2 separate regions of the Homo sapiens genome follow, and region 1 is linked to region 2. Evidence: chromatin loops called from intact Hi-C (ENCODE). Cell type or tissue: CD4-positive, alpha-beta T cell. All regions are shown on one strand. Each heading gives the region's core, and the rest is flanking DNA. Links, peaks and the distances in the headings are about the cores only.

The links. Hi-C counts contacts between places; a loop is a spot of excess contacts. Peaks named below come from ENCODE experiments on the same cell type or tissue, not always from the same donor. Only the 100,000 strongest peaks of a DNase experiment are listed, where the experiment ranks them.
Region 1: a loop joins it to region 2, with 6 times the contacts of the local background. A loop is called at or near these places in 5 of 110 quality-filtered maps.

Annotation. Positions count from the first base shown.
Region 1 is chr6:153,510,162-153,515,555 of GRCh38, forward strand. No RefSeq gene overlaps it. Among named protein-coding and RNA genes, the nearest start is that of RGS17, 380 kb to the left of the region's middle. In CD4-positive, alpha-beta T cell, for the core only: CTCF peaks have their summits at 2,165 and 2,368; no DNase peak of the experiment used is centred there.
Region 2 is chr6:152,861,885-152,867,278 of GRCh38, forward strand. All of the region lies in intron 1 of LINC02840 (long intergenic non-protein coding RNA 2840), which reads right to left. LOC124901439 (a long non-coding RNA gene) reads left to right here and starts at 1,696. Exons shown (of 2, transcript XR_007059821.1): 1 at 1,696-1,847. RefSeq lists an enhancer at 2,226-2,275. In CD4-positive, alpha-beta T cell, for the core only: CTCF peaks have their summits at 2,173 (motif pointing right) and 2,372; a DNase peak (open chromatin) is centred at 2,187.

The DNA of each region.
Region 1 (5,394 bases), core at 63-5,062, 650 kb after region 2:
AACTCACAGCATCTAATTTTAGGGCTTATTGTAAATCTTCAGTAATCAAGATTGTGGAATTGGTGTCAAGACACACAATTAACCAATGAACAGAAAGGAGAATCCTGAAATAGACCCATAAATATATAGTCAATTAATGCTTGACACAAGCATTATGGTAAAGTCATAAGTCAAAGGGGAAATAATACAATCTTCTCAACAACTATTGCTGAAACTATTGGGTACCCTTATGCAAAAAAACAAAAACTTCAATCCTTATTTCATGCCACATATAAAAATTATTTGAGATGTATCATGACCTAAATGTAAGAGCTACAACTATCAAACTTCTAGAAGAAAACATCCGGAAAAAATATTTTTTACCTACGGCTTGGTAAGACATCTTTAAAATGACAAAAAAAAAAAAGCACAAATGCAAAAGGACCATTTAAAAAAATAAGTACATTAAAAAAAAAAAGAATTGGATTTCATTAAAGTTACACACTTTTGTTTCTCCAAGAACACTGTTAAGAAAATGAAAGAGGAAGCCAAGCCAATGAGAAGTATTTGGAAAACATATATCTAAAAATTATTTTTACCTAGAATGCATAAAGCCATGCTATAACCCAGCAATAAGAGAGACAACCTAGAAAAATAAACAAAAGATTTGTAAAAACTCTTCACCAAGTAAGAAACGCAGATGGTAGGTAATTAAACACATAAAAATATGCTCAGCATCATTAGTCTTTAGGGAAATGCAAATGCAAATCACAATAAGGTACGGCTGCACATCCACTAGAATGATTTAATTAACAAGGCTATTAATACCTGGTGTTAAATATTGAAGATGGAGCACCTGCAACTCTCATACATAACTGGTGAGGTGAGAAAATGGTACAATTACTTTGGAAACACGTTTGTCAGCTACTTAGACAGTTGTATACCCACAGTATGATCCAACTGTTCTACTCCTAGGTGTTTTTTCAAGAGAAACAAACCAAACCAACAACAACAAAAAACCCCCAAAACAAAAAATGTCATTTCCTCAAAAACCTAGGTGTAAATGTTTGTGGTGGCTTTTTTTTCATAATTGTTAGAAATTTAAAAATAACCCAAATATCCCTTGACCAGAGAATGAGTAAGTGAACTGTGGTACTTATAAAATAGAATAATAACAGAAACAAAAAAAGAATGAATAGGTCAGGCACGATGGCTCACGTCTGTAATCCCAGCAGTTTAGGAGGCCGAGGAGGGTGGATCAGCTGAGGTCAGGAGTTCGAGGCCAGCCTGGCCAACATGGTGAAATACCGTCTCTACTAAAAATACAAAAATTAGCCATGCATGGTGTTGCACACCTGTAATCCCAGCTACTCAGAAAGGTGAGGCAGGAGAATGGCTTGAACCTGGGAGGCAGGGGTTGCAGTGACCGGAAATGGGGTGATTGTACTTCAGCCTGGGTGACAGAGTGAGACTGCATCTCAAAAAAAAAAAAAAAAAAAAAAAGAATGAGTAATTGATACACACAATGTAGTTGAATGTCAACATGTATTAGGCTAAATGAAATAGCCAGACTCAAAGGACTGCATACCCTATGATCCTATTTATATGCCATTTTGGCAAGTGCAAAACTATATGAAGACAAAGAAGATTAGTGGTTGCCAGGATTTGAGGGCAGAGGGAAAGGTTAACTACAAAATTACACAGGGGAATTTTGGGGAATAATATAGTCCTTCCACATCCTGAGCTGGTGGTTACATAACTGTGTGTATCTTGCACAATTCACAGAACTTTGCTTTAAGAAAGCAAAGATTTTTACTGTATGTAATGTATACCTTAAAGAGATAATGAAAAATAGCCTATAAACCACATCTGGGTCATTTTGTATCTGAATTGATCAAATATGTAGTGATCCTTGGTCAATCAGTCATGGTTATGCATAAAAGACTAGTCTGATTATTATAGATAGCTATGCAGAAAGATTTTCTCTTGTTGGTCATATTGACAGGTCTTTTTCTTCTCTCTGAGATTTGTGCACTGGACAGAGTATAGATCGCTGGCTTAAATTAGGGCATGAAACAGGAAGCAGTCAGACTTCCTCTTCTCTTATAAAATTATAAAGGAAGAAGAGTTTCACTCTTGGGCACCTAATCCCAAGCAGGAGGTCTGGCCCTCCTCTGGTTGATTGTGGTACTACAATTTTATCTTTTTGCACAAAGTGGGAGAGGAGAATGAAGTAGGTGATGTTCTCCTTGAGACAGTCCTTTGCTCACCTATTTAGATTCTGGCAAAATCCTCCAACTGCACTGCTGCCCTGGCTGCCTTCTCTCACGCAATTCCTGGGCTATGGTTTTCTCTACTGTCACCCTTTTTTTTTTTTGAGACGGAGTTTCGCTCTGTGTAATGGCACAATGTCGACTCACTGCAACCTCTGCTTCCCGGGTTCAAGTGATTCTCCTGCCTCAGCCTCCCGAGTAGCTGGGATTACAGGCGTCTGCCACCACGCCCGGCTAATTTTTGTATTTTTAGTAAAGCCGGGGTTTCACCACGTTGGTCAGGCTGGTCCGGAACTCCTGACCTCAGGTGATCCGCCCGCCTCGGCCTCCCAAAGTATTGGGATTACAGGAGTGAGCCACTGCGCCTGGCCTACTCTCTTTCTTATGATCCCCACTTCATTCTGCAGAAGTTCCATCAAAATCTGAAATCTAGCCATGTGTATGTCTTCTTCTTAATACTTTTACAGCTTTGTTCTAAAGTGGCCTTCTTTATTCTTTCATTTTAATATTTGGGGAAGAAGTTTGCCCACTTGAAGCAGTATTTAGAACACATGTTTTTGTTTTTGTTTAAATCTTATTTTTCTTAAAAGTGGAGTCAGTTTATAAAAACTAATTTTAATATGCATGGTATATTTCTTTTTATTTTTATTCATAATATTCTCTTTTGTAAATAGCACGAAAGTGGAAATTTTCATCCCCAATAGTAAAACTAAACATGTAAGGTAATCTTTCAAATTGTGTATCTGGGTTCTCCAGAAGGACAGAACTAATAAGATATATGTATATATGAAAGTGAGTTTATTAAGGAGCATTGACTACACAAGGTGAAATCCCATGATAGATCATCTGCAAGCTGAGGAGCAAGAAAACCAGTAGTGGCTCAGTCCAAGTCCTAAAGCCTCAAAAGTAGGGAAGCTGACAGTGCAGTCTTTAGTATGTGGCTGAAGGCCTGAGAGCCCCCGACAAATCACTCATGTAAGTCCAGGAGTCCAAAGGTCGAAGAACCTGGAGTCTAATGTTCAAGGGCAGGAAGCATCCAGCAGGGGAGAAAGATGAAAGCCAGAAGACTCAGCAAGTCAACTTCTTCCACCTTCTTCTGCCTGCTTTTTCTAACTGTGCTGGTAGCTGATTGGATGGTGCCCATCCACATTGAGGGTCGGTCTTCCTCTCCCATTCCACTGACTCAAATGTTAATCTCCTCTGCAACACCCTCACAGACACACCCAGAAACAATACTTTGCATCCTTCAATTCAATCAAGTTGACACTTAATATTGACCATTACAAATTGTCTTTTCCCTTTTTATTACTTAATGTTTGCAAACTCATTACTTTCACCCTTTTAAATTTATGCAATTTATCTCTTTATACAACCTTCATGACCCATTTTTTCAAATTCCATGTATTCTTGCAAGTTCCTCTTTCTCTTAATTTTTAGATGTCTCTAGCTTGTTTCTTTTAAATGTTGTTTTTTTCATCTAATTTCTTTTTATTTTCTTAAATTTTTGTGGGTACACAGTAGGTGTATAGATTTATGGGGTACCTGAAATGTTTATACAGGCATGAAATGCAACATAAGCACATCATGGAAAATGGAGTTTCCATTCCCTCAAGCTTTTATCCTTTGAGTTACAATCCAATTACATTCTTTTATTTTAAAATGTACAATTAAGTTATTATTGACTGTAGTCACCCTATTATGCTATCAAATGGTAGGTCTTATTCATTTAAAAAAATTTTTTTTGCACCCATTATCCATCCCCACCTGCTCTCCAGCCCCCCACTACACTTCCCAACTTCTGGTAACTACCCTTTTACTTTCTATGTCCATGGGTTCAATTCGTTTGATTTTTAGATCCCACAAATAAGTGAGAACATGTGATGTTTGTCTTTCTGTGCCTGGCTTATTTCACTTAATGTAATAATCTCCAGTTCCATCCATGTCGTAGAAAATGACAGGATCTCATTCTTTTTATGGCTGAATAGTACTCCATTGTGTATATGCACCACATTTTCTTTATCCATTCATCTGTTGATGGACACTTAGGTTGCTTCCAATACTTAGCTATTGTGAACAGTGCTGCAAACAAACATAGGAGTACAGATATCTTTTCAATATGTTGATTTCCTTTCTTTTGGGTATATACCCAGCAGTGGGATTTCTGGATCATATGGTAGCTCAAGTTTTTGTTTTTTCAGGAACCTCAAAACTGTTCTCCATAGTGTTTGTACAAATTTATATTCTCACCAACAGTGTACAAGGGTTCTCTTTTCTCCACATCCTTGCCAGTATATTGCCTTTCTTTTGGATATAAGCCATTTTAACTGGGGCAAGATAATATCTCATTGTAGTTTTGATTTGCATTTCTCTGATAATCAGTGTTGGGCACCTTTTCATATGCCTGTTTGCCATTTGTATGTCTTCTTAGTCTGAGTTTCATAGTCTCAGTTTCATAGTCTGATGTCTTAGATTTAAGTCTTTAATCCATTTTGTTTCGATTTTTGTATACGGCAAGAGATAGGGGTCTAGTTTCATTCTTTTACATATGGATATCCAGCTTTCCCAGCCCCATTTATTAAAGAAACTGTCTTTTCCCGAGTGCATGTTCTTGGCAACTTCGTCAAAAATAAGTTTACTGTAAGTGTGTGGATTTGTTTCTGGATTCTCTATTCCGTTACATTTGTTATGTGTCTGTTTTTATGCCAGTACCATGCTGTTTTGGTTATTATCACTCTGCTCAGTGGTATAATTTGTAGCCAGGTAATGTGATCCTCCCAGTTTTGTTCTTTTTGCTTAGAATAGCTTTTTTTTTTTTTTTTTTTAAATTCTGGGCCATTTGTGGTTCCATATAAATTATAGAATTGTTTTTTGTTTTTCTATTTCTGTGAAGAATGTCATTGGTATTTTGATAGTGATTGCATTTAATATGTAGGTTGCTTTGGGGAGTTTGGACATTTTAACAATATTGAGTCTTCCAATCCATGAACACGGAATATTTTTCAACTTTTTTCTGACCTCATCAATTTCATTAAGTTTTATAGTTTTTATTGCAGAGATCTTTCACTTTGTGAGTTAAGTTAATTGCTAGGTTTGCAATTTTATGTGTGGCTATTGAAACTGGGATTACTTTTTAGTTTCTTTT
Region 2 (5,394 bases), core at 201-5,200:
CATACAGTTAAATAGAAGGATTAAATACAGTGTTTGATTGCAGAGTAGGGTGACTATAGTTAACAAAAATTTACTGTACTTTGACTTGATCACTCTGTCTTATATACATGCAAGAGCATTTCACAAGTACCCCATAAATCTGTACAAATAAAAAAGACACAAACATTTGCTCCAGTGAGGATAAAATATGATAAGACGAAAGGTCTTTCCTTAAATAACAGTGTGAGCTAACCAGAGATTATCAACTTGATCATCTTTTTTCCCTCTGATATAGACCAACAAATGATTAGTTGTTTGTTGTTATATGGAAGCATATTATAATCAAACAGATACCATTGTCTGAATTTGCTGGTTTGGCTAGTCTAGTAATATACAATAAAAAAAAAAAAGAACTACAACTAGAAATTAGAATTCTAGCATTTCAAAAATGCCTTTTACATGCATTATTTTATTTATGCATCACAAACCCTAAACATTAAAGAAAACAGACCTTTCCTACCTACCTTACACTACAGTAAGACACCAGGTGCTCACAGACACCAAGATTATTGTTTGAAGAAGTGTGTAAATATAAGCCTCCAGGACAGCTTATTCCTAGTTGGTTTTTATTTCAAGACATTATATGGGAGTTGGCAGTTATACATTATAGACATTTAATAAATATAAGTTCGATAAATAATATTATTAAGAATTTTTATTAATAATTATTATCAAAATTATTATTCTTAATAATAAATTTCTGATACTTGGTGCTACAATTTCATTCAAATCCAATATGCTTACATGAGGTCTGCCTATTTGAAAGGTTTTTCATCCACAATAATAATAATTAAAGAAACCCTCAAATCAAGTGCAATGAAGGGTTTCTTTCCATGGAAAAAATTCTTTAAACTACACTCTAAATTCCACAATAAAGAAATGTCTCATTTCAAAAATCAATATTAGATTCTTCTCACAACAACAAAAGTACATTAATATTATGGAAAGTGCTCTTCAGAACTATCAGATAGCAGAATCCTGGCATGTCATTGTTATTCTTTCTCCTTTGTCATCTTTAATGAGAAGTCCTTTTATATCACGATGTTATGTTTTAGAATATTGAAAACATATCAGACAATAGATAAAATATCATCTGGCTCTACAGTGAATCTTTTAGAATTTTTATTTTTAATGTGCTTAGATTCTGCATCTGTTAATTCCCAGTTGATTACTCAGAATTGTTTCTCCTGCCAAATACCAACTACCAAGTCTTTATTTTTATTTCTAAGTCCTGACGGTTCCTCTCCTAATAAACTAAGAATATGAAAACCTACAGAAGGAATTACAATTGCCCTACCTTACAGGATTGTGTCAAAGTTAATGAAATAATCAACTATTAAGTTCATTAATAGTTCATGACTTTCATAAGACAGGTATGACAATAAATGCAAAGTTTTACTCATCACACCAAAGTGTCATCATTTATGCTTTGTCAAAAATTAAAAATATGGCATAAAAACTTTCCTGAAATCAGCTGATTGTTCCTAAAAGAATGACTGTTGCTTTCATTTCTTGTACTGAAGTATATCCATTTACTATGACCTTTAATAATGGAGACTTTTTATTGGGTCACATAATATACTAGTATGTGTCATAATAGGCCCATTCTTGGCGCAGTGACTAGATGGAGCACATTTAGCTTGGCTACTGGACAGCCTTCATCAGCGACTCATGATGCTCATCTCTACAGCCCAGAGGACATTTAAAGAACTAAATAAAGATATAGAAGGCGGCCCCTTCTCTCATCAGTAAGCCTTACCATCTAAGGGACACTCTGGACATCGGAAGATTCCAAGTCGTCTCTTATGGTATAGAAATATTTGTAGAGAATTTTCGAAAGACGGATGATTTATTTCTGTCTTTCTCTCAAAACACCCCGGGGCCAGTACTTCATCACTATGTCTAGGCCTTGTATTGCCTAAAATAAGCATCCACTTACAAAATGGTGGTTTCTTCCTTTATTTGGAAAGGAAAATTCTCTGAAACAACTTACCAAAGGCTTCATCTTCAATGGGGCCATCTATTAGTGACATAGTTGGGAAAAGCCAATTAATGCAAGGATGGTGCATAACTGCAAATAAGCGCAATACAATATTATACAATACCTTGAATTACTCATTTCAATTGGCCACTTGAGGGCGCCAAAGCAGAAGCAATAAGAGTCCTTAGTCTTAGCACTTCAGAGAACTGCTTGCTTTCTCTACATTTCTGTTTACACAGATGGTCTTGCTTCAAACACCACTGCATGGTAAACAGTATCTTTAAAACTGGCAGATATGATAAGATGAATATTTTCTCATTCCTGCTTTTGGTTACTTCTAAACTGTGCAACAAAGCTAAGAGTTTGTGTTATCGCATGGAAACACATTCCTTTATTCTCAGCATGAATTTCGCATGAAACCAAGACTTCCATCCAAACACACTGAACATAATTTAATTCATTTTCTTTCATACTTCTTACTTCACCTTCAATTTTTTATGACTATTTCTTTCCCACTAGCATTTTTCTACTACTCTGACTCCATTGTACAATCAAGGATTTAAATTCCATTTGTTACATTAGTCTCAAAGCCATTTAAGTAACGACATAGCAGTCTGCTTGCTAGAATGCTATGGTGGATGCTTTAGTCTTCCTTCTTTTCAAGAGCCATGGTGCTTTGAAGCTTTAAGCTCTTATGTCTTTATGCTCTTTATGTCTTTATGATCTTTAAGTTCTTATGTCTCCATATTTTGATTATTTATTTACATATCTTTTCCTATTAAACTATGAGTTCTTTGAGTGCAAGAAATGGGCCTTAAATGTACCTTTCTGTCTTCTGTGTAAGCTCTCAATAATAGCTGGCTAAGTGAGAAAAGAAGAACATGATTCCTGATCTCAAGTAGAATTTAGTCTGATAGGGAACGTGAGTCAGGCACCTTGAAAAGTTAAATAATATTAAAGAAGTTAATACAATGTCAAAATATGAGTTGTCTACAGTGGTGTTGTCCAACAGAAACATAACTGAAAGTTTTCTAGTAGCTACATTAAAAAGGTAAAAGGTAACAAGTAAAAATAATTTTAATAGTATATTTATTTAATCAAGTATACCCAAAATATTATCATTTCAACATTTGACTGATATAAAATATTTATTATGATATACTTCACATTTTTTGTCTTTGAAATTCAGTATGTATATCTAGATAGATAGAAAGTTGATGGATGGATGGATAGATAGATAGACAGATGGATAGATAGATAGATAGGTTTTTTTGTTTGTTTGTTTGTTTGTTTGTTTTTGAGATGGAGTCTCCCTCTGTCACCCAGGCTGGAGTGCAGAGGCATGATCTCGACTCACTGCAACCTCCGTCTTCTGGATTCAAACAATTCTCCTGCCTCAGCATCCCAAGTAACTGGGATTACAGATGCCCACCACCACGCCCAGCTAATTTTTGTATTTTCGGTAGAGATGGGGTTTCACCATGTTGGCCAGGCTGGACTCAAACTCCTGAGCTCAAGTGATCCACCCTCCATGGCCTCCCAAAGTGCTAGGATTACAGGCATGAGCCACTGCACCCACCCTGAAATACAGTGTATATTTTACACTTAAAGGACAACTCAATTCAGACACAATATTTTCATCAGAAATACTTGATCTGTGCTGAGATTACTTACAATTTACAATTGAAAAGTAGATTCACATGCTCAAGTTGTTCCAAATACATTTTAAAACTTTTCCAATAATTTGAGTACCAAAACATTATTTTTGTTTAATATTCATATGCACATTGACAAAACTGGTTTGTTTTTTAAAAAGAATTGTTTAGACTTTGAAGCAAAATCATATACCTTTAAAACTATAGCTCCCCAAGTTAAGTAAACTCACTAACTGTTAAGTCAACCGGTTATTAACATTGAATTCAGACTATTGTGTAAATTAAAAATCAACTCCTAATCAATCAATATCAACAAAGCATTCTTCATGTTTTTCATGTAGTTTGTGCAGCCAATTTATATAAAACTGTCAATTACAATTAAAATCTTCTGAATACTGATTTATAAATATTTGTAAAATCTTTAGTATTGTTTAGAAGTATAAAAAGGTTTAATTTCAACAGAAGTTCTCATGCATGTCTACCTAATCACAAATATGCTTTTTCTTTCTATTGGAGCTTCAAATTTATATTATTCACATGTAGTGTGGTATCAGTGACAGAATATAAACCACATTGTCATTTCTTTTGTCTTTAATTATTAAATATATGGTAAACATTTATTAGTTTCAAGAAAATCTTGAATTGGAGTTAGCAGCACAGGAAATTTTGTAAAAAGTCTTCCATGACTTAATGCATGAGCTTTGGTCAAAGAACTTAAGATCATTAGAGTCCTAATCTCGTGTTTCTTTCAGCAGTCCTCTAAACTTGCAGTGATTCCTAGCATACACCCATATGTACTGAACAAGCATACCCATTAAATATTTCGAGGAGTCTGTCTGAAAAAACTGCATACATACTGTATGTATCATAGCACAGAATGAAAGAAGAAAGAAAAATTCTCGTTTTAAAATTCCAGTACACTAGAGCAGTTTCATCACAATAGAAATTATTTTTTTCATAATTAGCTTAAATTCTTCTTTGGAGATATGAAAGAATCAAAAATATCTATGCCGTGCAGTTGTGAAACCACACTTCTTCATATCTTTGGAAGTAAATCCTTTGAGACAAAAGGCACCCACATTGCTAATTGAACACTATCTCTTCTATTGCAAGACTCAACTAAAGTGAAAAGAAAGTGCTTTCAATTTTTCCAATTTGGATTCATTAGATCATTGATACGGTTAGAAGGGTCTTGTATTATGAAGCAACTGTTCGGTTAATTAAGTGTAGATATTTCACTTTTTATAAAATACCTTTTTAAGGCTTTTCTGCAAGATTGGAGAACAGAAGTTCCATATCTGACACAGTGACTCCTTTTACATTCCTTCATCTAAAAATGGCTTTCTTTTTCATACAAATATACAAGCCATTTAATAGCTGGCCCTAGTTACAAGGTCAGATTTACTTAAACATTATAATATTTTCATTGTGATGATTGGACTGTTCATCCTTATTTTTGCCAACTAATTTTTTTAATTCTTTTTTAACTTGTAACTGTTGAGAGGAAAGTTATTATTAAATTCACTGTGTATTTCCTGAAAATACATCTAAATATTATCCACTTTATTAACATAAAATCTTTTTTCACAACAGCTTTGAAAGCTTTTTAGGTTTTGCTCTGCCACAACAAATTGCAATTGCCATTCATCATTGGGACATATCTTCTTCCAATTTCTGTCTCTCACTCTTTCTCTCTCTTCCAGTCTTCTGGGCATAGTG